Linked DNA regions of Mus musculus: all the other regions are linked to region 1. Evidence: chromatin loops called from intact Hi-C (ENCODE). Cell type or tissue: gastrocnemius. All regions are shown on one strand. Each heading gives the region's core, and the rest is flanking DNA. Links, peaks and the distances in the headings are about the cores only.

The links. A loop is a pair of places that touch in the nucleus more often than their neighbours do. Peaks named below come from ENCODE experiments on the same cell type or tissue, not always from the same donor. Only the 100,000 strongest peaks of a DNase experiment are listed, where the experiment ranks them.
Region 2: a loop joins it to region 1, with 4 times the contacts of the local background. A loop is called at or near these places in 17 of 42 quality-filtered maps.
Region 3: it touches region 1 in a loop (4-fold over the local background); 18 of 42 quality-filtered maps call a loop at or near these places.

What each region holds. Positions count from the first base shown.
Region 1 is chr15:98,873,255-98,880,554 of GRCm38, reverse strand. It overlaps Rhebl1 (Ras homolog enriched in brain like 1), which reads left to right. Exons shown (of 8, transcript NM_026967.4): 2 at 1-47; 3 at 711-778; 4 at 1,068-1,150; 5 at 1,240-1,296; 6 at 1,500-1,547; 7 at 2,021-2,102; 8 at 2,258-2,795. The coding sequence ends at 2,350. It also overlaps a transcript of Kmt2d not described here. Among named protein-coding and RNA genes, the nearest start is that of Rhebl1, 4.5 kb to the left of the region's middle. In gastrocnemius, for the core only: a CTCF peak has its summit at 3,023 (motif pointing left); a DNase peak (open chromatin) is centred at 3,023.
Region 2 is chr15:98,990,951-98,998,250 of GRCm38, reverse strand. No RefSeq gene overlaps it. Among named protein-coding and RNA genes, the nearest start is that of 4930578M01Rik, 8.6 kb to the right of the region's middle. In gastrocnemius, for the core only: CTCF peaks have their summits at 4,148 (motif pointing right) and 5,044 (motif pointing left); DNase peaks (open chromatin) are centred at 4,151, 4,725, 5,035 and 5,581; H3K4me3 peaks cover 1,604 bases; H3K27ac peaks cover 1,558 bases.
Region 3 is chr15:98,925,274-98,932,573 of GRCm38, reverse strand. The region is part of intron 2 of Gm41396 (a long non-coding RNA gene); the gene reads right to left. Tuba1b (tubulin, alpha 1B) reads left to right here. Exons shown (of 4, transcript NM_011654.2): 4 at 12-1,145. The coding sequence ends at 992. Among named protein-coding and RNA genes, the nearest start is that of Tuba1b, 5.5 kb to the left of the region's middle. In gastrocnemius, for the core only: a CTCF peak has its summit at 3,743 (motif pointing right); a DNase peak (open chromatin) is centred at 3,787; H3K4me3 peaks cover 526 bases; H3K27ac peaks cover 1,001 bases.

The sequences.
Region 1 (7,300 bases), core at 1,828-4,327:
TGTGGAAGGCGAGTTCCTGGAAGGCTACGATCCTACAGTGGAGAATAGTAAGTAGTTGCATCCCCCCCCCAACACCCCCCACCACTTTGTTTTTTGTTTTGAGACAAGGTTTCTTTGTGTATCCTTGGCTGCTAGAACTAGCTTTGTAGACCAGATTGGCTTCGAATTCAGAGATCCTCCTGCCTCTGCCTCTGGAATACTAGGATTAAAGGCGTGCGCCACTACCACCTGGCATGAGTAATTTTCTTTAGTGTGAAGGGGATGGAACCTAGATAGACTGGGTGCCCTCTCAAACTCCATAATTTGAGATTTCTTTGTTGCAAAGAGGATGGTTTGTTTATAGGGTCCACTAATCAGCTCTGGGAGTCCCATTCTAGTGTCTAGAGCGTGGCGTTTGTGCCGTTCTAGACCAGGATAGTATAGATCAAGAGGTTCTCAGTCTCTGAGTTGAGACCCCATTTGCAACCCTGTACCTCCAAAAATATGTACATTGCGGTTCACGACGATAGCGAAATCATAGCTATGAAGTAGCAACAAAAATAATTTTATGGTTGAGGATCAAGCATTAGGAAGGTTGAGAACCACAGGTGTGGCTGAAGACAGTAAGTCAGTGTGTCACTCCTGGGGTCAGGACTGTATCGGAACACACATCACTGGGACCACAAAGCACCTCACAGTCAAGAAGCTTTCTTCTTTGTTTGTTTTTCCAGCTTACAGCAAGACAGTGACTCTTGGCAAAGATGAGTTTCACCTACATCTGGTGGACACAGCAGGGCAGGTACCAGTTGCGGTAGGGTGTCCAAATGTTATAGTTCAGCCCTAAATTATAAAGTCTGGTAGTGTGTGTGTGTGTGGGGGGGGGGGGGTTCATGTGGGATGTAGTATGAAAAGAAAGGCATTGAGCTGTTAGCAGTGTGCAGGGCTCAGTGGAGCTACTTCATAAAAATTTGTTTGATGGAAGAGACCGGAGCGAGGAATGTCCCGGGAGGGTCACTCGTGTGCTATGCCACTGGCTTACGCCGTTTGAAGGCATGGGTGTACATACTCACGTTTTTGTTTGCTGCTAGGATGAGTACAGCATTCTGCCCTACTCGCTCATCATCGGGGTCCATGGTTACGTTCTTGTATACTCGGTTAACTCTCTGCGCAGGTACGCACGGAGGTTTTTGAGTGGGGGCTTGTCAAGACTGGGCAGTTATCCTAGAACTAAAACCCTAGCTCTGTTTCTTATGTTTGAAGCTTTCAGATCGTTAAGAACCTGTACCAAAAGCTACACGAAGGCCACGGTAAAACCCGGTAAGTGGCTTTAGGACATAGAGACCTGAGGGTGTGGAAGGAAGCGAAAGGGTGAGTGAACTCTTCAAGGAGGCTAGACCTAGATCACAGTTGGCTTGTTTGGGAATCATCTGGCCTTGATGGAGTTGGAGTAGCTGGGGTCCATGGAGGATGGGGAAGGGGATCTTACAAGCATAACTGTAGCAACTGCTTTGTCATCCCAGGCTGTCGGTGCTGCTTGTGGGGAACAAGGCAGATCTCTCTCCTGAGAGGTGGGTAAGACTCCGCTGCTCAGGCAATGGAAAGTGACTTGTATCAGGGATCAATCGAGCTGTAGTCCTTCCCAGCTCTGATGCTTGACTGAAGCAATTTTACATCTTGATTGGTTTTTCGAGACGGGATCTTCACCACATAGCCCAGGCTGTCCTTTAACTCCAGGTCCTCTAGCTTTCCAAATAGTGCTCGCTGAGAATGTAGTGGTGGGTCACCGTGCCTAGCTGGTCCCCGAGCTTTTCATCCTAACTTTGAAGGTCACTTAAGGATAATCCTATCATAATTTATATTTCAGTTTTGCATTTACATATCATGCTTTTGTTTACGTATATTTTCTCTTTCTTCACCTCCTCAAACCTTGGGGGAGGGGTTGTGAATCATCAGAAGGAATCTAAACCCTAGAGATTTTTCAGAGAACTTGCCGACGTTGCTATCTGCTTTCCATCTTGGTGTGTTCCAAATCTGCTTCCAGAGAGGTGCAGGCAGTTGAAGGGAAGAAGCTAGCAGAGTCCTGGGGTGCGATGTTTATGGAGTCGTCTGCTCGGGATAATCAGGTGCTGAACTTAAAGATTGGACCCAGGGGCAAGGCTAACCGTGTTTTCCTACATGCTGATTGGTGGTGGGGATAGTTAGGAAGCGCTGTTTGCCTTGGGGCTGGATAGTATCGGCTCTGACCCAACTGATTGACTGCTGATCTTATTCCTTATAGCTAACTCAAGATGTCTTCATCAAAGTCATCCAGGAGATTGCCCGGGTGGAGAATTCTTATGGACGACAAGACCGCCGATGCTATCTTATGTGAACTCTTGGCATGGAATAACTGCCCTGTTTCTGCCGCAGACATTGTCTAACCCGCAGCAGTGGGGCAGACCCTCAGGATATAACTGCTATGGTTGCCAACTATGTCCCCTGTCCTCTGGGCACACAGTATGGCACTCTTATTTTTGCACACTCATCCCAGGTTCTGGTAGCCTGGATGTTAATGTTTACAAAGGGGCAAGATGTCTCAGGGACCCTGGCTTCTAACTCCTTGGTTTTCTAAACCAATTTTTACAGTCTGTACAGTAGGGATATGAGTCTTGTGCATTGATTACCCAGGACCCACCCTCCTGGGTAGGTTTTGGGTGTTGGTTGGGTAAGGGTGTTTGGTTCCTTGGCAGTTCTGAAGTAGAACTGTCTGCTGGGGTAACAATGTATATTTCCAAATAAACTGAGAAATCTTTTGTTGACGTTTGTGTCTGGAGAGAGCTGAGGACTGGTGGCTTCAGTATTTAGTATTCACTCTTGTCTTTCTCCTCACTAAGGACCCCACCCTAAGACTTAACCACTCGCCTTTTTTCATCTATTTTGATGTTTCTTTTTTGTTTGTTATATTTTTTTTTTTTAACTTCACCAAGATCTGTTGGGCTGCCCCACCCATCTAAGTTTGTGGGTCCTGAAGATCCCCTTAACTACAGATATACTGCCCTCTAGTGGCTAAATGCCATATGCCATCCGACTAGCTGTTGTCCTGAGACCATGACATTTGCTGTGTCCCCTCATTTCTAATGATGTCAAGGAGAGTAGAGGTGGAGACTAAAAGTGTGTGATAACCCATGAGAATTGAGAAAAGAATGTGCTTGGCGTACATGTGATCTGGCAACCCAGATGTGCCTAAGCCCCCTCCTTCCCCCACCCCCCATCCCTCTGTGGGGTTTCTCTGTGTAGTCCTGCCTGTCCTGGAACTCTATGTATGCACTGCTTACTAAGAGCCTTGTCCCTTTGATATAGCAGGCATTTTTCCTCCTGCTATATCAAAACATCTAGTCATGTTTGGAATTGTGGTATATATTTTAGGTGTTAAAGATTTGTTTTTGTCCTTTCAGTGTCGGTCACAGTAGGATGGCTGTTTGCTAGTAAGGTGTAGGTCTTTTTTTTTTTTTTTTTTTCTGAGACAGGGTTTCTCTGTGTAGCCCTGGCTGTCCTAGAGCTCTTTGTAGACCAGGCTGGCCTCGAACTCAGAAATCCGCCTGCCTCTGCCTCCCGAGTGCTGGGATTAAAGGCGTTCGCCACCACTGTCCGGCTCTTCTTTACTTTTTAAATTATGTGTTTGCATGTGAATACAGGTACCTGAGGAGACCAGAGGCATCAGGTTCCTTGGAGCTGTAGTTACTGGTGGTTATAAGCCACTGAACATGGGCACTAGACACTGTACATGGGTCCTAGGCACAAGCAGTGTGTACTCTTAATTGCTGAGCTGTCTCTCCAACCCTCACTGTCTGCCTTGACTATTCACAATTCATTCTCAAAGAGAGTTGTAAGGGTGACCTAAGAGCCACCATAGCATAGTAGAGGACAAAGACCTCTGCTGACTGCGAGAAGCTGAAGTACTCAATCAGCCTGACTTCCCATTTGAAGTATTGTTGAGTAAGCTTCAGAAGCTGGGTGTTGTGGCATACACGCGTGTGCGTGCGTGCAAACACACACACACGTATACACACACCCCTGTAATCCTAGGGTTTGAAGGCTGAGGCAGGAGGCCATCCTGGACTGTATATATAGAGGTTACATACTAGCCAAATATTCTACCACTGAGCTCTAGCTTCAGTCCTTTTGTAAAAGTGTGGTGTGTATCTGCCATAACATGCAAATGGAAGTTAGAAGGCAACTTGCAAGAGTTGATTCCTACATTGTGGGCCCTGGGGCTCAGACTTAGATCTTCAGGTCTGGCAGCAAGTGACTTTTATTCATTGAGCCATCTTGTCATCTTGTCAGCCCTTTAGAGAGTTTTTTTTTTTTTTTTTTAAGATTTATTTATTATATGTAAGTACATTGTAGCTGTCTTCAGACACTCCAGAAGAGGGAGTCAGATCTTGTTACAGATGGTTGTGAGCCACCATGTGGTTGCTGGGATTTGAACTCCTGACCTTCGGAAGAGCAGTCGGGTGCTCTAACCCACTGAGCCATCTCACCAGCCCCTAGAGAGTTCTTTTTGATTGTTTGTTTTGAGGCAAAGTTTCTCTGTGTAGCTCTGGCTGCCCTGGAACTGATTCTATAGACCAGGCTGATCTCCAACTCAGAGATTTGCCTGTCTATGCCTCCCAAGTATTGCAACTAAAGGCATGTGACACTACCACCAGCTGCCGGACACCACTTTTTTTTTTTTTAATAAGATTTGTTTGTTTATTTTATGTATATGAATAAATTGTAGCTGTCTTCACACACTCCAGAAGAGGACATTGGGTCCCATTACAGATGGTTGTGAGCCACTGTGAGATTGCTGGGAATTGAACTCAGAACCTTTGGAAGAGAAATCAGTGCTCTAGACTGCTGAGCCATCTTTCTAGCCCCAGACTTACTAATTTTTTATCTTTGAGTGTTTTGCATACATGCTTGTCTGCAACAGGGGTGTGCTTGGTGCCTATAGAGTCCTTTATCCATTTGGTCATCTCTGTGCCTTGTATACCTTTGGAATTGTGTTAAAGAAAAAGTCAGGGGGCTAGAGATATGGTTCAGCGGTTAAGAGCACTGCCTGCTCTTCCAGAGGTCCTGGCAACCACATGGTGGCTCACAACCATCTGTAATGGGGATCCCATGTCCTCTTCTGGTGTGTCTGAAGACAGAGATAGTGTACTCACATACATGAAATAAATCTTAAAAAAAAAAGAAAAAGAAAAAGAAAAAGCCAAAAGAGGGCATCAGGTCCCTTGGAATTAGAGTTACAGACTATTGTGAACCACATGGGTGCTGGGAATGAAACCCAGGTCCTCCAGAGGAAAAAGTACTCATTAACCCCTGAGCCATCTCTCCAGTCATAAATACTTGTTTTGTTGGTGCATGTTGGTGCATGCCTTTAATCTCAGCACTTGAGAGGCAGAGGCAGGGAGATCTCTGAGTTTGAGGCCAGTCTGGTCTACAGAGTGAGTTCCAGGACAGCCAGGGATACACAGAGAAAAACCTGTCTTGAATACACAAAACAAAGACTTTTTTTTTTTTTTTTCTGTGAATGTTTTTTTTAGTGTTTTGCCCATTGTATATCTAAAGGCCACATGTGAGCAGTGTCCTCTGAGGTCAGAGGAGGACATCAGGTCTCTTGGAAATGGAGTTAGGGATGGTTGGTGTGAGCCACTCAGTAGGTTCTGGGAACCAAACTTAGGTCTGCTGGGAGATCAACCAGGGAGTGCTCTTAGCCACTGAACAGTCAATCACCCCAGCCTCTGAATTACAGATTCCAGGTTGTGAATCACAGAATGTGAAAACAAGCATGGTTCTTTTCTTCTTCTCTTCTTCTTCTTCTTCTTTTTTTGGTTTTTTGGAGATAGGTTTCTCTGTATAGCCCTGGCTGTCCTGGAACTCACTCTGTAGACCAGGCTGGCATCGAACTCAGAAATCTGTCTGCCTCTGCCTTCCGAGTGCTGGGATTAAAGGTGTGCGCCATCACTTCCCAGCTTAAGCATGATGCTTCTTTTAGAGATTTTTGTGGTTCTTTTGATGAGACTGTGTGTGTGTGTGTGTGTGTGTGTGTGTGTGTGTGTGTGTGTAACAGGTGTGCTGTGGTGCAGGTGTGGAGGTCAGAGGACAACTTTCAGGAATCCACTATGTGGGTCCTGGCTCAAACTCATGAGGTATGATAGCAAACTACCTACAGAGCCACCTCATCTTAGAGGGTGACTTTGAAGTCCTCACCAGCCTTTGACCTTCACATCCCAAGTGCTAGGTCATAGGATTGCAGTGCCGAACTTGGTGTAAGAGCTTGTACTAAAAAGGGTGTTGGAGCTCAGTAGTTAAGAGTGAGTGCTCCATGCTTTTGAGGACCTAGGCTTGGTTCCCAGCATCCACACAGTGGCTCACAACCACCTGTAACTCCAGTTCGAAGGGCTCTGATGCCCTATTCTGAAACTCTCAAGGTTCCTGCATCTATATGGTACATATAAGTTCACAGAGCTACACAGAAATACACATTTATTATAAACAAAACTGTTAAGTCTTTCTCAAGAGGATTAAAGTGGGAAATGAGGGGCCAGGGGTGGTACAGGGTTTTAATTCCAGCTCGCAGGAGGGAGAGGTGACATGAATCTCATCTCTTGAGTTGAGAGGTAACCTTGTCCACAGGTCAATGTTACATAAGACCATATCCCCCTCACCCCCCAAGAAATGAGGTGATTTACCCTCTGTTTAGGATAGTCCATCATAGATTAATATTACCTTCTAGTAGGAGTGTTTTCATTTTTGAGTACATGCAGTGGGGAGGTGCTTTCTGCTTTTCAATTCCCAATTAAACTTGTACTATAGCTGAGATAGTTGTGGGATCACCTGAAGTTTCTTTTTTGGAAATTTTGTTGAAATTGGCTTCAGTGATCAGACTAGAAACTTTGATGCTATGTATAGATAGCAGCAAGTGTCTACTATTGATCTCACCTACAACCATGGCCAAAGCCACACTGTCTAATGTGGCCAATTACACATGGTTAGGTCTAACATGGTTATAATTAAGTTACTGAGTTGCACCACTTACTTACCTTTCAAAGTATTCAATAGCTACATGTATCCAAGTGGCTATGTTCCTGTGGATACAGCCTGTTTCCACAGAATGAACCATGCTGTAGCCAGGGAAGTAGCCTCAGACCTAATTTGCCAGCTTCTCTCCATTCTTTTCTCTTAAATCTTTAAAAAAAAAAAAATTACATTCATTTTATCGTGTGTGCTTGTGTGTGGGAGCATCCTGGATCTTTGAAGGTCAGGGAACAACTTAGTTTCAGTTCTCTCTCTCCAC
Region 2 (7,300 bases), core at 3,179-5,678, 120 kb before region 1:
CACAACCGTCCATCTTATCAGGGAAGTCCAGACATCAGCAGCTTAAAACAGAGGTCCCTTTGCCTCCACAGCCAGGAAAAGCAATGGATACAAGCTGCTGCCCAATCCCCCTCTCCAGTTACACAGTCCAGGATCCACCAGGGAATGAATGGGCCCCGCTGCACACACAATGGATCCGGCCTCAAGGCAACCGAGAGAATCTTCCAGAGGCATACCACCAAGGGTGCCCATCTTTGTTGTCTATCAAGCTGACAATTAGCATTAACATCACAATGAGGATTGTTTATTGGTTTGCTGTGATACAAAGAATGTGTTTTATCAAACCCTCAGAAAGTAAGTTTGGGCTCTTTTCCATTTCTCTTATTTTTCTATTTGAGACAGGGTCACACTCTCTAGACAAGGCTGACCTAGAATTCACTATGTAGCTAAGGATGGCCTTGAACTCTTACACCTCCTGAGTGCTAGGATTGCAACTATGTCACCATCATACTTGGCTTAGGTGGTGCTGGGGCTCAAACTCAGGACTTCCTGCATGTTAGGCGAACACTCTACCCACTGAGCCACACCACGGCCCCCCACCAGAGTCCTTACAAGTTGCCTTCTCTGAGCTGAGCAGCATTTTGGACCCTGTACCTTTTCATTAGGGATTTACACATGCCGTACTAACTACGGTCTCTGTAGACAGGTATGCCTTGAGCTTGAGAACTTCCTACTCCTACTGTAACAGGGCTGCGGGTCTTAGCACAACTGACTCCGTACCATTCAGGCTGTAGAACTCAGCACTTAGACAGCACCACCTGCCAAAACTAAAACAAAGACCTAATCCATCAACGTCCATAGCTCTGGGAAAGTCTCTAAATGTACTAAGCTTGCTTTTTGGCTTCTGTAGTTCTGCTCCTGGCTAATTGTTCTTGTTTACCGAAGGATGTCGATCCAGGACATGGTTTTTGTGCTTAAAAGCTTACCTGAGAAAGGCTTAGTGCTACGGTGGGATTTGAACACCCAGTATAGTCTCTGCCAGCTAATAAAGACTTTCTATTGGCTTACATCCCTGTCTCACCGGTCTTCTCTGGTGGATGCCCCCACGATACTGCCTCAGCCTCCCTAGTAGCTGTGATCAGAAGCCTGTCCCACCAGGCCTGGCTCTTGCCAGCTCCATTCTGGAAAGCAACCACAGATCATCAGCTCCCACCTCTAAGATTTCACGGTTCCTTTCCAACCAGATGGCATTTGGCTTTGCTCTGATCAGCCCCAAACTGGGAGCTTCCTCACAAGGACTGAAATGACGCCTCTGTTTTTACTCCACAATGCAGCATTTTGAAAAGCCTTCTTCTTCAAACCTTTCCTGTAATCAAGAATCATGCCTGGGGCTGAGGAGCTGGGTCAGCGGTTAAGAGCGCTAGACGCTCTTCTAGAGGACCTGGGTTTGACACCCACCACCCACGTGGCGGCTCACAACTGCCTGTAACTCCAGTTCTGCGGGTCCTGACACGTGAATAAATAATTAATAGTTTTTCGAGACAGGGTTTCTCTGTGTAGCCCTGGCTGTCCTGGAACTCACTCTGGAGACCAGGCTGGCCTCGAACTCAGAAATCCGCCTGCCTCTGCCTCCCGAGTGCTGGGATTAAAGCGTGTGCCACCACGCCCGGTAATAAATATGTTTAAAATTCCTCTCCACCTGGAGCCAGAGCTCGGGGATTTGAGACTTCCTGGGCCTGTGAGGTGGATCTAGGTTGGAAGCCCCATTCTACAAAGCAACAAAGGGCACATGGGTAAAGAAAATTAAAAGTACCTCCCATTTTTTAAAATTATTTTTATTATTTTTTATTTACATTATTATTCCAGAAAGTGTACCATGCCCTTGAGTTGGGAACACTATAGCAATATTTAATAATTGTATCTATTCCCATATGTAGAAAGCACTCAGGCAGCCTGCAGTGGAATGCCCCTAAGGGTTCCTGTTCCTTTTATAGCTTCTTGCTATCAGCTGAGACGGCGCCTGTTTTCTGAGGGTCGCTGACTCTCAGGATAACCTTTTCCCCTTGCAGTTTTCCTAGCTGCCTCTCTACCTGCTCCCTCCTTTTCCTCCAAGGACACAAAACCAGTCATTTTCATGGCTGCTATGCATTTATTGTTCCCTATATGATAAGCAGAGTGGAAACTCGATATAGAAGAGCATCCATGGGCTGGAGAGATGACTCAGCGGTTAAAAGCACTGACTGCTCTTCCAAAGGTCCTGAGTTCAAATCCCAGCAACCACATGGTGGCTCACAATCCCCCATAATGAGATCTGATGCCCTCTTCTGGGGTGTCTGAAGACAGCTACAATGTACTTACATATAATAATAAGTAAATCTAAAAGAAAAAAAAAAGAAGAGCATCGGTGCATAATTTATGGTTAGATGTTACCCTAGTGCTAAGGAAAATGAAGCAATGTTACCCCAAGTTTGGGGCTAGCCTGAGCTACACAGAAAGATTGTTTTAAAAGCCAAGCAAACTGACAAAACCCCTCTCTCATCTGCTGACAAGCCATTCAGCCCTTGCTAGAGGGGACATTTATTTCCCACTCTGTGTTCTTGGTGGCTGCTGAATCTTCTCCACGTGTCCCTTGAGAGGGCTAATGCTGCTAGCAGTGGATCCGACAGTCTCACCCTGCAGGGCCTAGTTATTGAAGAAGCAGAGGAAGCTCTTAGAACACACTGACTGAATATGGACGTTACCTGACAGGAACCCGGGATTTTGTAATCAGCTGGGCTCCTGCAGGCCACAAGGTTGAAGTTATTTCATCTCAGGAAAACCATTAAAAGCTCATCCCAGAATATAAAAACTTAGTCTTGTTCAAGGTGACCCTGAAGCGCCGGTGGTCAGAGCTCTGTGTTGTTAATATGTTTCCATTACCAAGGCTTCTGCAGCGGAACCCCGATTTCCCAGGTGGGTGGGCCAGTTTTAATCTGATCTACATTTCTGCTTTCCCCGGGTTTCCCCAAGTGGCTTCTGAATGTGTTGCAACAAAATTGCAAGGATGCTGAGTGAAGTATTTCAACTAAGCAATGTTTACGCGAAAGCCTCTGAATAAATGTGTTTGCAAATGGGCTTAGACCCTTGTGTGGAAAGGGCCTGCCTCTCCTAAATAGAAAAATCTTCAAGTAAATCAGATCTTACCCAAGAGTTTGAAAAACTGGAGGCAGGGCTTAATGAAGAGTTCCTAACCAGTACCCCGGAGCTCTTGACTCTAGCTGCATATGTATCAAAAGATGGCCTAGTCAGCCATCACTGGAAAGAGAGGCCCATTGGACATGCAAACTGTATATGCCCCAGTACAGGGGAACACCAGGGCCAAAAAGGGGGAGTGGGTGGGTGGGGGATTGGGGGGGTTGGTATGGGGGACTTTTGGGATAGCATTGGAAATGTAAATGAGGAAAATACCTAATAAAAAAGAGAGAGAGAGAAAAAAAGAGTTCCAAACCCCACCCAGGCTACCGCAGACCACCTTCAAGCTCCCAGCTCAATTTGCCACACTTTTACACTTCTTTCCTTCAGCAAAATCAGTCCGTTCAAGAGAACAAGGGAACGGTGACTTCGTCTGTCCCGGATACTCAGTTGTGTGCAGTGCTGAAAAACAAGCTTTTAGTTTTCAGCTAATGCTCAACATGGAGGCATATAATTAAGTGAATTCTGCCTCGTGCCATAGAGTATGTGACCCTGGGCTTACCTGTGACCATCATTCCCAAAGCATTTTTTCTATCAAAGGGCCAGTTTCATAGGGGTTTGTTTTGGTTTTGGTTTTTTCAAGACAGGGTTTCTCTGTGTAACCTTAGCTATGCTAGAACTCACTTTGTAGACCAGGCTGGCCTCGAACACACAGATCGCCTGCCACTGACTCCAGAGTACTAGAAATAAAGGTATGTGCCACACCTTCCCGGCTAAGTTATTATTATTTAGTGTTAGTGGTATGTATGTATGTATGTATGTATGTATGTATGTATGTATGTATGTATGTATGTATGTATGTATGTATTTGGTTTTGTATGAGCATGTAATACTGCCTTGGCGCTATTTCCTGGGCAAAAAGCGAGGTTTTCGCGACCAACCGCGACACCTTACTGATTCGACCTGCAAGTTCTTGCAGCAAGTCAGAGTGTCCAGCAGATGGCGCCACAGCTGAATTTTCTCCGGCTTTTGTGTATGCCATGCTTGTAGAAGGCAGGGGGAAACAAGATTAAAAAGATATTCTCATTTTCAGCATATAATGCCTTCTTCGTTGCGTCAGAGGCCTTTTTTTTTTTATTAGAACTGGTAAAATTAATGTTGAGGTCTTTTAAAAAGTTAATTGATAACAACTCAAAAAATGCAGGTTGGTTTTGTTTTGTTTTTGAAATATTTGCACTTTGTTCATTACATGTTCCACTTTTGTTTGTTTTTTTTTAAAAAAGGATTTATATGTCCCATATGTAGCTGTGTGTGTTTATGTGCTCCACCTACATAGAGGCTTGAAGTCACCTGATTTCTTAGAACCTGAGTAACAGGCAGTTGTGAATAGTGAGACCGTCGGTGCTATGGAGCCGAACCTTGTCCTCTCCAAGATCAGTAAGCACTCTTTACTGCTGAGCCGCTGCTCCACGCCTAAGTATTTGAGTGGGGGCATGTGTGCAGGGCAAAGTACCACTGTTTGCGGTGTGGTTTCCAAGTGTGCTCCAGGAATTACTCTCAATGAGCAGGGCCTGAGCTGCAAGCGCTTTTCTCCATTGAGCCCTTGGGCCTGCCCACGTTTTTCAAACAGTAGTAATCGCCACGGGAGCACAAAGGGGCTGGGGATACAGCTCAGAGGTAGAATTCTCGGCTAGGATCAATACTCGCCGTGTAAACGTATGAAACGTTAAAAAGAAATCAAGAGACGTTACATAAAAGAAGAGGCAGGATGGTCCAGAAACTTAAGCAATCGCCCAGGGTGACTTCCAAGGCGTGGCGGCGGTGAGCTCACCCGCTGCGACGGAAATGGCCTCGGAGGAAGCCGGGCGGTGGCCGCAGCGCGGGGACAGCGCCGCCTGCTGGTTACAGGCGACAAAGAGCTGGGCTCGCAGGGCGTGGACCCTGCACATTCCAGAGAGCTCACCAGGACCTTAGGAGCCAGGGACATAGCTGGAGCCGCCCCTCTGCCAGGAAGAGAAAGTTCGATGCCTGCTATAGTTAGGGAAGGCAGTCTCCCTGGGGGTTTTAGCGGCTTTAATTCCTAAAGCGAAAAAGGGTGGATTTGATTTGTATAACGTTGTCATTTTAGACCACTCCAGTGGAGGATGGCAAGCAGAACCTGATAGGGGTCCACTTTAATTTTATTTTATCCCTGTCTTAATGGGACTTGTCAAATATTAATGGGGCTTTAAGGCAGGCTTTAAATATGAGCAGGGAATTGCGTTTTAAACGTGGATGCGCTTGCCATTTCTGTCTGGCAATATTATTCTAGGAAGGTTGCAGTGAGGTTTCTGGAGTCCCGCCTCCTCTCCCCACTTCCGTTTTCTCTTCCCTCATTTGACAAGAGCCTCTGCACCCATCTCCTTAGAACACGTCACCATCATCCACTGGAAGTGGATTGTGGTACCACGTTTCTGTTTCTCCCCTATAGCTGAAGCCGGCAGAAAGATGACAGATTGCTATCTGCTCCTGAGCCTGCCTGGTTGCCGGGAACCAGGCAGGATGATGCTAACGCAGCTCTTACTGTGTTGCTTTCATTAAGTAGCAGGTGCTGTCTCATGGACAACCAACCCTGTGTTCACATTATTCGGTGATTAGGTCTTCCTTAGTATCTTCCACTCACAGCGACTGCTGATTTTAAAACTCTTTCCTAACTGCGTTTGACTTCTTGTAAGAGAATGAAGATCCACAGATGGGCGCTTTCATAGCACGCTTGCACCTGAAATTATGCAGTTGGCCAGGGCTGTCAGAGATCCAGGAGGCCACGCTTCCAACCTGAACTCTGAACCACTGTGATGCACTCTGGGGAGGGACAGGCATTGTCTTCAGCCTTGTACCCAAGCAGTTCAGACTGTTCCAGTGAACGCAGCAAACCAGCCTGTGGCCACAAAGGGAGCCCTGGCTAACTCAGTGGGCACAAAACAGAAACAATAAGAGGTCCCACAGACTGGGAGGGAAATAGAGAAGCTGGGTATAACAGTGATTAGAATGCACTGTGTATACATAGAGCTGATTTTGTTTGTTTGAGACAGGGTCTCATCATATAACTCTGGATGGCATTTGATCCATAGAGATTTATCCTTCTGCCTCTGGAGTGCTGGGGATTAAAGGCATGCGTTTCCACGTCCAGCTGTCTGAAATGGTAAAAGTCCCCATGGCAGGAAAAGTAGAAGGGATGCTATTTACTGGGTCCCTGTTTAACCTGAAGACCGTGATTCCCATCTCGGCTCATGTGTAAGCATTAATTATAGGCTCTTGTTCACAACGGCAGTGCCAGAAAAACCTGAATTAGGAGGTCAAAGGCAAGAGGAGGGAGAAAAGCTGGGTTAGTAGGTCCCTTAGGTGTCTGGGCTCCAAGCCCTCGCAATCCGGATCCATCCTGATGAGCACTAGGGGTTCTTTGTTTTGAGGACAAAGGGGGATATTTAGTAACTTTTAGTGAATCGGGCCAGGAAGATGTTTGACATTTGTTTATCTGCCGGGAGGAAGGAGGGGAAAGCCTCCCCTAACTGTACCTAAGTGTCCTTCAGCTAGAAGATACAAGAACAGAGAAGCTGAAAACATTAATACAATGCAGGCACACATCTCCCTGCCCGACCCTGGACTGTTGAACCAAAGGCTACTAAACTAAGCATGGACACGGCAGGGGCCTCCCTTGGAGGACTCCCCAGAGAACGTCTGCTCACACAAAGCCAAGCACTTCTGAGGGGGGAGGGGAGCGGGCTTTTTCTTCGTTAAGGAGAAGGCTCCTTCTCTTCTCCCCTCCTCCCTTCTCACCTGTCCCTTCCCCTTCTCCACCAGCTGGTCCCCTCTCTTAGGAGGAGTTGGCAGAATAAACCCCTCACCCCTGCTATCGGTCTTGGATCTTCTGGAGCCCTGAACTCCAGGAAAAGCAAGGTGGTCCGTCTATATTTAGAATTCTAACCTGCTGTGAGTTTTGTTTTTCTCCTTTAGTTGTGCAAAACCCAAAGCTTTGCAGCCCTGCCTAAATCAGCAGCACTCCCACCTTTTGAAAATTTGAATCTGAGCTCCCAAGCAAAATTTCCTAAGTGTGTCCTTTCTCCTCAAAATGAAATAAAACACAAAGACTGCCTTCGGGAAGAGGCAACTC
Region 3 (7,300 bases), core at 2,795-5,294, 51 kb before region 1:
TTCTCCCACAGGCTGACCAGTGCACAGGTCTCCAGGGCTTCTTGGTTTTCCACAGCTTTGGTGGGGGAACTGGCTCTGGCTTCACCTCCCTGCTGATGGAGCGGCTCTCTGTGGATTACGGAAAGAAGTCCAAGCTGGAGTTCTCCATTTACCCAGCCCCCCAGGTTTCCACTGCTGTGGTTGAGCCCTACAATTCCATCCTCACCACCCACACCACCCTGGAGCACTCTGATTGTGCCTTCATGGTAGACAATGAGGCCATCTATGACATCTGTCGTAGAAACCTCGACATTGAGCGCCCAACCTACACCAACCTTAACCGCCTTATTAGCCAGATTGTGTCTTCCATCACTGCTTCCCTCAGATTTGATGGGGCCCTGAATGTTGATCTGACAGAATTCCAGACCAACCTGGTACCCTACCCTCGCATCCACTTCCCTCTGGCCACTTATGCCCCTGTCATCTCTGCTGAGAAAGCCTACCATGAGCAGCTTTCTGTAGCAGAGATCACCAATGCCTGCTTTGAGCCAGCCAACCAGATGGTGAAATGTGACCCTCGCCATGGTAAATACATGGCTTGCTGCCTGCTATACCGTGGTGATGTGGTTCCCAAAGATGTCAATGCTGCCATTGCCACCATCAAGACCAAGCGCAGCATCCAGTTTGTAGACTGGTGCCCCACTGGCTTCAAGGTTGGCATTAATTACCAGCCTCCCACTGTGGTACCCGGTGGTGACCTGGCCAAGGTGCAGAGAGCTGTGTGCATGCTGAGCAACACCACAGCCATTGCTGAGGCCTGGGCTCGCCTAGATCACAAGTTTGATCTGATGTATGCCAAGCGTGCCTTTGTGCACTGGTATGTGGGTGAGGGCATGGAGGAGGGTGAGTTCTCTGAGGCCCGTGAGGACATGGCTGCCCTAGAGAAGGATTATGAGGAGGTTGGTGTGGATTCTGTGGAAGGCGAGGGGGAGGAAGAAGGAGAGGAGTACTAAGTCCATTCCTTGAGCCCCCTGTGTCGTCAAACTGCTCCAGTATTAGTTGCAGGCACTGATGCTTCTGTGCTGTTTCCATTCTGTGATCATGTCTTCTCCATGTTGTACCTCTTAAGTTTTCCATGATGTCTCAAAGTAAAAGCTTTAAGAAAAGAGTTTTGTTTCTGGATACTTTGTTTCAGATCCTGTAGCTCAGATGAGCCTAGGCCTGCCTCGCTAATTGCAATCCCCTGTGATAGTCATTATAGGTAACCGCTCAGCTGATTCATTGCCTCTTGGGTACTAGGGGAGCACTAGACTGAGAAAGTCTGTATGGCATGGGAGCTTTGCTTGACTCCACGCTACCTAAAATACTTGCCAAGATGTCAAGTGATCCTTAAGGCTGGTTGTGCACTTACTTCCATTGAGGCCAGGCTGACACAGGGCATGGAGGGTGTGTTGTTTGAACTGCAAATATCTTGAGAGTGGTATGAATTCCAATTAGCCCTGATTCCAGTTTGAGGATTGGGGTCTACCAAAAGGCATGAAGTCTAAGAGTTTTTGTCCCTTACTGCTAAGGTAAAGTCTACAGGGGTGACAGTTAACTGGTCATTTCCTACTAGGAAAGAGCCAAAGGAAGAGTACACTGTCTACAGGATGTGGGAACACTGGTAAATGATAAAAGTACTCCCATTTATACCACTATGAGGATATTTGGTACTTGGGATTGAACAAAGGGCCCCAGACATGAAAGACAAGTGATAAACCTGCTGTTATACTCTACTTATTTTGCGATGTCTTAGTTATCTATGCTGGTCTTGTTATCCATTTTGGTATGTAGCCCAGGGTTGCTTCTGCCTCCCAAGTGTGGGATTAGAGGCCAAAAATAAAAGCTGGATGACCAGGAATACAAGGCCAGCCTGAGCTGTAATGACCCTGTCCCAAGAAAAGCAAGCAAACTAGGTATTTGGCTTATGCTGAATATTCGGAGGAAGATGCCCTTGTGCTTGCTAACCAGCAAGTCTGACCCAGTCTAAATCCCACTTCGGACTGAGAGACTTTGTCTCAAAAACCATTGTACAAAAACCAAGGTAGAGGCTAACAAATGACCTAGTAGAGGACCCAAGTTCACCCAAGCACCCACATCTAGTTATTTTACTAGCTCCAGCTCCAGGGAGATCTGGTCCCTATGCCTTCTGGAGGCTGCAAATTCTCCACATGTGTACATATAATAAGTCTAAAGCACCCAAAACAAGGTGGACAATGCCTGTGAAACAACATTGGGGTGACCTCTGGCCACACATGTGCACAGTTTTGTATGAGCATGCACGAGTTCACACACAGATACAGAACGTCTTCACAAGAGAGATTGTGCCAGGTGTGGTGGCACACACTTTTAATCTCAGCGTGCAAGAGGCAGGGGCAGGTGAATCTCTTGAGTTCAAGGCAGTCCTCTGTGAGTTCCGAGTTCCGGGACCACATAGACCCTGTCGTAAAGCAACACCTTTGGGGATGCAGAAGTGCATCTGTAGCTTAGTTTGTGGGATGTTTGCCCAGCATTCATGAAGCCTTGGGTTTGAGCCCCAACACTGCATTCATCCTGGCATGGTGGCTGAGGCCTATAATCTCAGGACTCAAGGTGGAGGCAGGAGGATCAGGCAGAAGTTGATCAGGGTGCAGTGCCTGGCGACGATGCCTGTGACCCAGAGGAGGCTGAAAAATTATTAAATCTTGATTTTCCCTCTTAAGCCCGGTTTGTTGTAGTTACCATTTTGAGGTTTTGTTTTTTGTTTTTTTTTCATGATAGGGTTTCTCTGTGTGTAGCCCTAGCTGTCCAGCTCTGTAGTAGACCAGGCTAGCCTAGAGCTGAGAGAGATCCTGCCTCTGCCTCTGCCTCTGCCTCTGCCTCTGCCTCTGCCTCAGGCTAGATGCTGGGATTATAGGCATCTGCCACTACACCCTGGCTTTTTTTTTTTTTTTTTTAATTTATGGCAGTCCTTCTGCCTCAGCTTCCCAAATACTAGGATTACAGGAAAGTACAAGTGTTCGTGGCCATCTTAAGATCTTTATTGTTTATAGTCAATGTGCATTTTAAAGGTTTGTAAAACTCCCACATTCTCCTTCCAGCTCACATCCTCTTTAAGCAGCCTCTGGAGAAGGGGAGTCCTGAGGGGTTGGGGTCAGAGAGAGACTTGGCTCTTGTTCCGTCCTGACGCTCCATCCCCTTCTGGGCCCATTTCTTCCTTTGCACTGTGGATTTCCATTGTGCTTTGCTCACAGGAGTTAACAGCACCCTGTCAGGCCCTGTAGCTGTGGAAGCCAGAGATGGTTCCCTTCTTCCAACATATGGATTGTGAGAATCAAACTTAGGTGATCGAACTTGGCATCTCATTAGCCTTAACATTTGCTAAAAACAAAACAAAAACAACAAACAAACAACAAAAACCACAGCCTGCTAAAATGCGTTCAGAGCTCAGCGTTCTTCACCTTCCGCCTAAGGTCATTGTTAAAGTGGGAGGACTCGGGTTACTCATCTCACAGATGACACATTTAATTGGCAAGCAAGGAAGATGATACCACAGCTTTGGGTCCAGGTTTAAATATTGCCTGTTAAAGGATTAGAGCGAATACGGGTCTTTCAGCCTTAAGGAGGTCCATGCTGTGATCCAGGGTAGACATTCAGGATTTCATCACGGAAGGCAGGAAGAACCTTTCAGTCTGAGACTGCGGAATGAGAAGACATCCACCCCTCCCATTCCCATAAAGTGCCTAGCAAATTCCTTAATGCCCTGCAGATGGCACCACCGACAAGGAGTTCTCTGTCCAGGAAAGCCAAGCCAAGCCAAGCCTTGGGAACTCAGCCTGCCCTTGCCATCACCTTGGAGGTAAGGCTCAAAAAAATGCAGCAAACAGGAAGTGACCCACGGGGCATGCCTAGCATTCACGGCTTGTCAAATTTTGTTTTGGCAGCTACTGGAGGAAGCCGTGCCTGGTGTTCCATCACAGTGAATGAAGCAACCTCATACCCAAGAAGTTTCTCGACCTGAGACCCAAACTCTCCACTCCTACTCCAGGACAATAGTAAAAAAAAAAAAGGGGGGGGGTATGTCGGACTTTTGAGATAGCATTGAAAATGTAAACGAGGAAAATACCTAATAAAAAAAATTAAAAGAAAAAAAGAAAAAAAAGGCATGGCTTCTGGGTCAACAGGAACTAAAGAAGAGAATGTGGCTATATTAACTAAACTAAACTAAACTCAATACTGATACAAAGAAATAATCACTAGGGCTGGAGAGATGGCTCAGAGGTTAAGAGCACTGGCTGCTCTTCCGGAGGTCCTGAGTTCAAATCCCAGAAACCACATGGTGGCTCACAACCATCTGTAATGGGATCCATCTGATGCCCTCTTCTGGGGTGCCTGAAGACAGCTATAATGTACTTATATAAATAAATAAATAAATAAATTATTCTAAAAAAAAAGTCATAGGTCATCTTTAAAAAAAAAAAGAAAGAAAGAAAAAAGAAATAGTCACTGGTGGTCATCTCCAGGCTGCTACTGTTGACACTGTGTTGCTAGAACTAGCTTCTTCCCCTCTGCCACTCTCAACTGACAGCTTGTGGATGCTGTGTTCCAGTGTTCAGAGGAAGAGTTTGAATGAGGAAGGCAGAGGTGCTGAGCAGTGGTGGTGTATGCCTTTTATCTCGGAATGTGAGAGGCAGAGGCAGGTGGATGGATCTCTGTGGATTCCAGATCTATGAGTTCCAGGACACCCAGGACTACACAGAGAAACTCCCTGTCTTGAAAACTGAAAAACGAAACAAAAAGTAAGAAAAGAAAGCAGAGTCATATCCCTCATCTTGTGTTCTTGTGCGCAGGAGTGTGTGTGTGTGTGTGTGTGTGTGTGTGTGTGTGAATGCTGGGCAATCATTCTGACAACTGAGCTACAGTCCCAGCCCTTCTTTGTCTTTTTATTGGCTCTGTGGATGAACTCAGGGCGTTGTGCATACCACGCAGGCACCCTTGCACTGAACCAAGTATGAAATGAAAGCAGGTTTCATCCAAATGGAGGTTTTCTTTAATATCCTTTTAAAGAAAAGGATTGTAAGCACTTTAATCGACTGAGGCAGGAGAGACAGGCTGAGAATCCTGGGACGGTGGAAAGCATGGACCTTCGTTCAGTGCTCACTGGTACTTTTTTTTCAGTTTTTGAGACAGGGTTTCTCTGCATAGCCCTGGCTGTCCTGGAACTCGCTCTCTAGACCAGGCTGGCCTTGAACTCAGAACCACCTGCCTCTGCTGCCTGAGTGCTGGGATTAAAGCTGTACTCTATCGCAACCACTCAGTGCTCAATGGTAGTTTTTGAAACTTAGAGAGGTAGAAATCCCTTTGGGGAATCTGGAGAGAGTGTGTTATCAAATTTGGGGTCACATCCTATGCCCCAAGTCAGGTGCCACCTGTCCTCAGTAGGCCAGTAAACATTAACAGCCATGTTAACAGTGGGAAGCCGAGTGAGGAGATTCATTCGGGGAGCTTTTGGCTAGTTTGGCTACACAGGAAGACCTATCACAGAAGGAAACGTAAGGTACTGGGCTTGCAGAGGGTTAAGTCACAGGTTGATGCCAGACTAGGCTATTTCTCCTAGATCTTCTAAGCTCTTTCTACTGCAGCTTGAATTTACACTGTACAGTTCTGACTTGACTAGCTGTATTGATACCTTTTTTTTTTCTTTTTTTTTTTTTATTTTTTTCTTTTTTCCTAGCCCTGGCTAGGGGGAATAACTATGTCACAAAGGTTGGATGGTTTCTCTGTGCAGCCCTGGCTGTCCTGGAAGTTGCTCTGTAGATCAGGCTAGCCTCGAACTCATAAAGATCTGCCTGTCTCTGCCTCCGAAGTATGAGTGCTGGGATTAAAGGTGTGTGCCACCACTGCCTAGCTCTAGCTCTGCATCATCATCATTATATCATCATTATCAAATTTTACTTTTGTTGGGTATGTAAGTTTGAAGCCAGCCTAGTCAACATGTTCTAGGCCAGCTAGAGTTACACGGTAACTCAAAACAAACAAACAAAGTGTGCATGCGCCTAAGGAAAGTCAGGCCAGAAGACGGCACTGGTTTTGCCTAGGACTAACGGTTACAGGTCGTGAGCTACCATGTAGGTGCTGGGAACTCGACCCAGGTCCTCTGCAAGAGCAACAAGTGCTCTCACCTGCTGAGCCATCTCTGTAGTCCTGGGCATTTTGCCTTCTAAAGTGCACTTCAGGCCAGATTGTAGTGTTATATTTCCATAATTCCAGCACTAGAGGCTAGCCTGAGTTACACAGCGAGACCTTGTCTCAAAATAAGTAAAACAGGCTCAAAATCAGTTCTCCGTAGATGTTCAATGTATACTCAGATTCCATAATAATTAGTGCCTGTGAGAGTCGGAGGCAGGAGGACCTCCATTCTTGCGCGCACCGGACTCGACCAGCAAGAACTACGCTGCAACAGGATCCTTCTGCACACGTTTATTGGGAGAGCTTGATTGCAGAGGCGAAAAGACTTCGAGCCCAGAACTGGTGCTGCTTTTATAGGCCTAGGAGAGGCGTGTCTCATACCCGGATTGGTTATGCACTAAGCCTCATTTGCATGTTCCTCATCTGATTGGCTACTCTCTCTTAGTACCTTACAGAACCTCATTATCATATCTCATTTGCATGTCTCACATCCGATTGGTTATACTCTCAGTACCTTACAGAACCTCATTATCATGCCTGGGCCAGGCAGTGTTTTTGCAAAAAACTTTCCTGCATATGTACACATTGGTTGTTTGTCCAATCTTATGCGTGGTGGCCAGCAGTAGTCAGTGCCACTCAGCAACGGCACATGTGGCTTCCCACACTCCATGAGTTTGAAGATGATAGCCTAGACTACATAGTTCATTTCTAACCAGCCTGGGCTATGGAGTACAGCCCTGACTTAAAACAAAAAAAGTGAGGTCTGGAGGGCTGGATTATAGATCAATGGTAGAGTGTTTACCTAGCATGTACTAGCAGGTCCTGGATTGGATCCCCAGCACAGGCAAAAAACAAACAAAAAATTCTGACTGGAAGGTGAGATAAAGTGTAGTATAGCTCAGAACAACAGACTAGTAGACTCAGAACCTAAATCTTTTGATTATTAATAATGCTGGCTATTTTTTTTCTTCCTATGTTTGCAAATGTTTGTCCTTGGGTATGTACAGCAGGTCAAAAGCTAAGAAAATCACTTAGTTCAAGACAAACATGATTCTCTAGAGAAGTCTATATGGGAGAAGGCCAGCAAATTAATATACGCAAGTTAAATCCAACT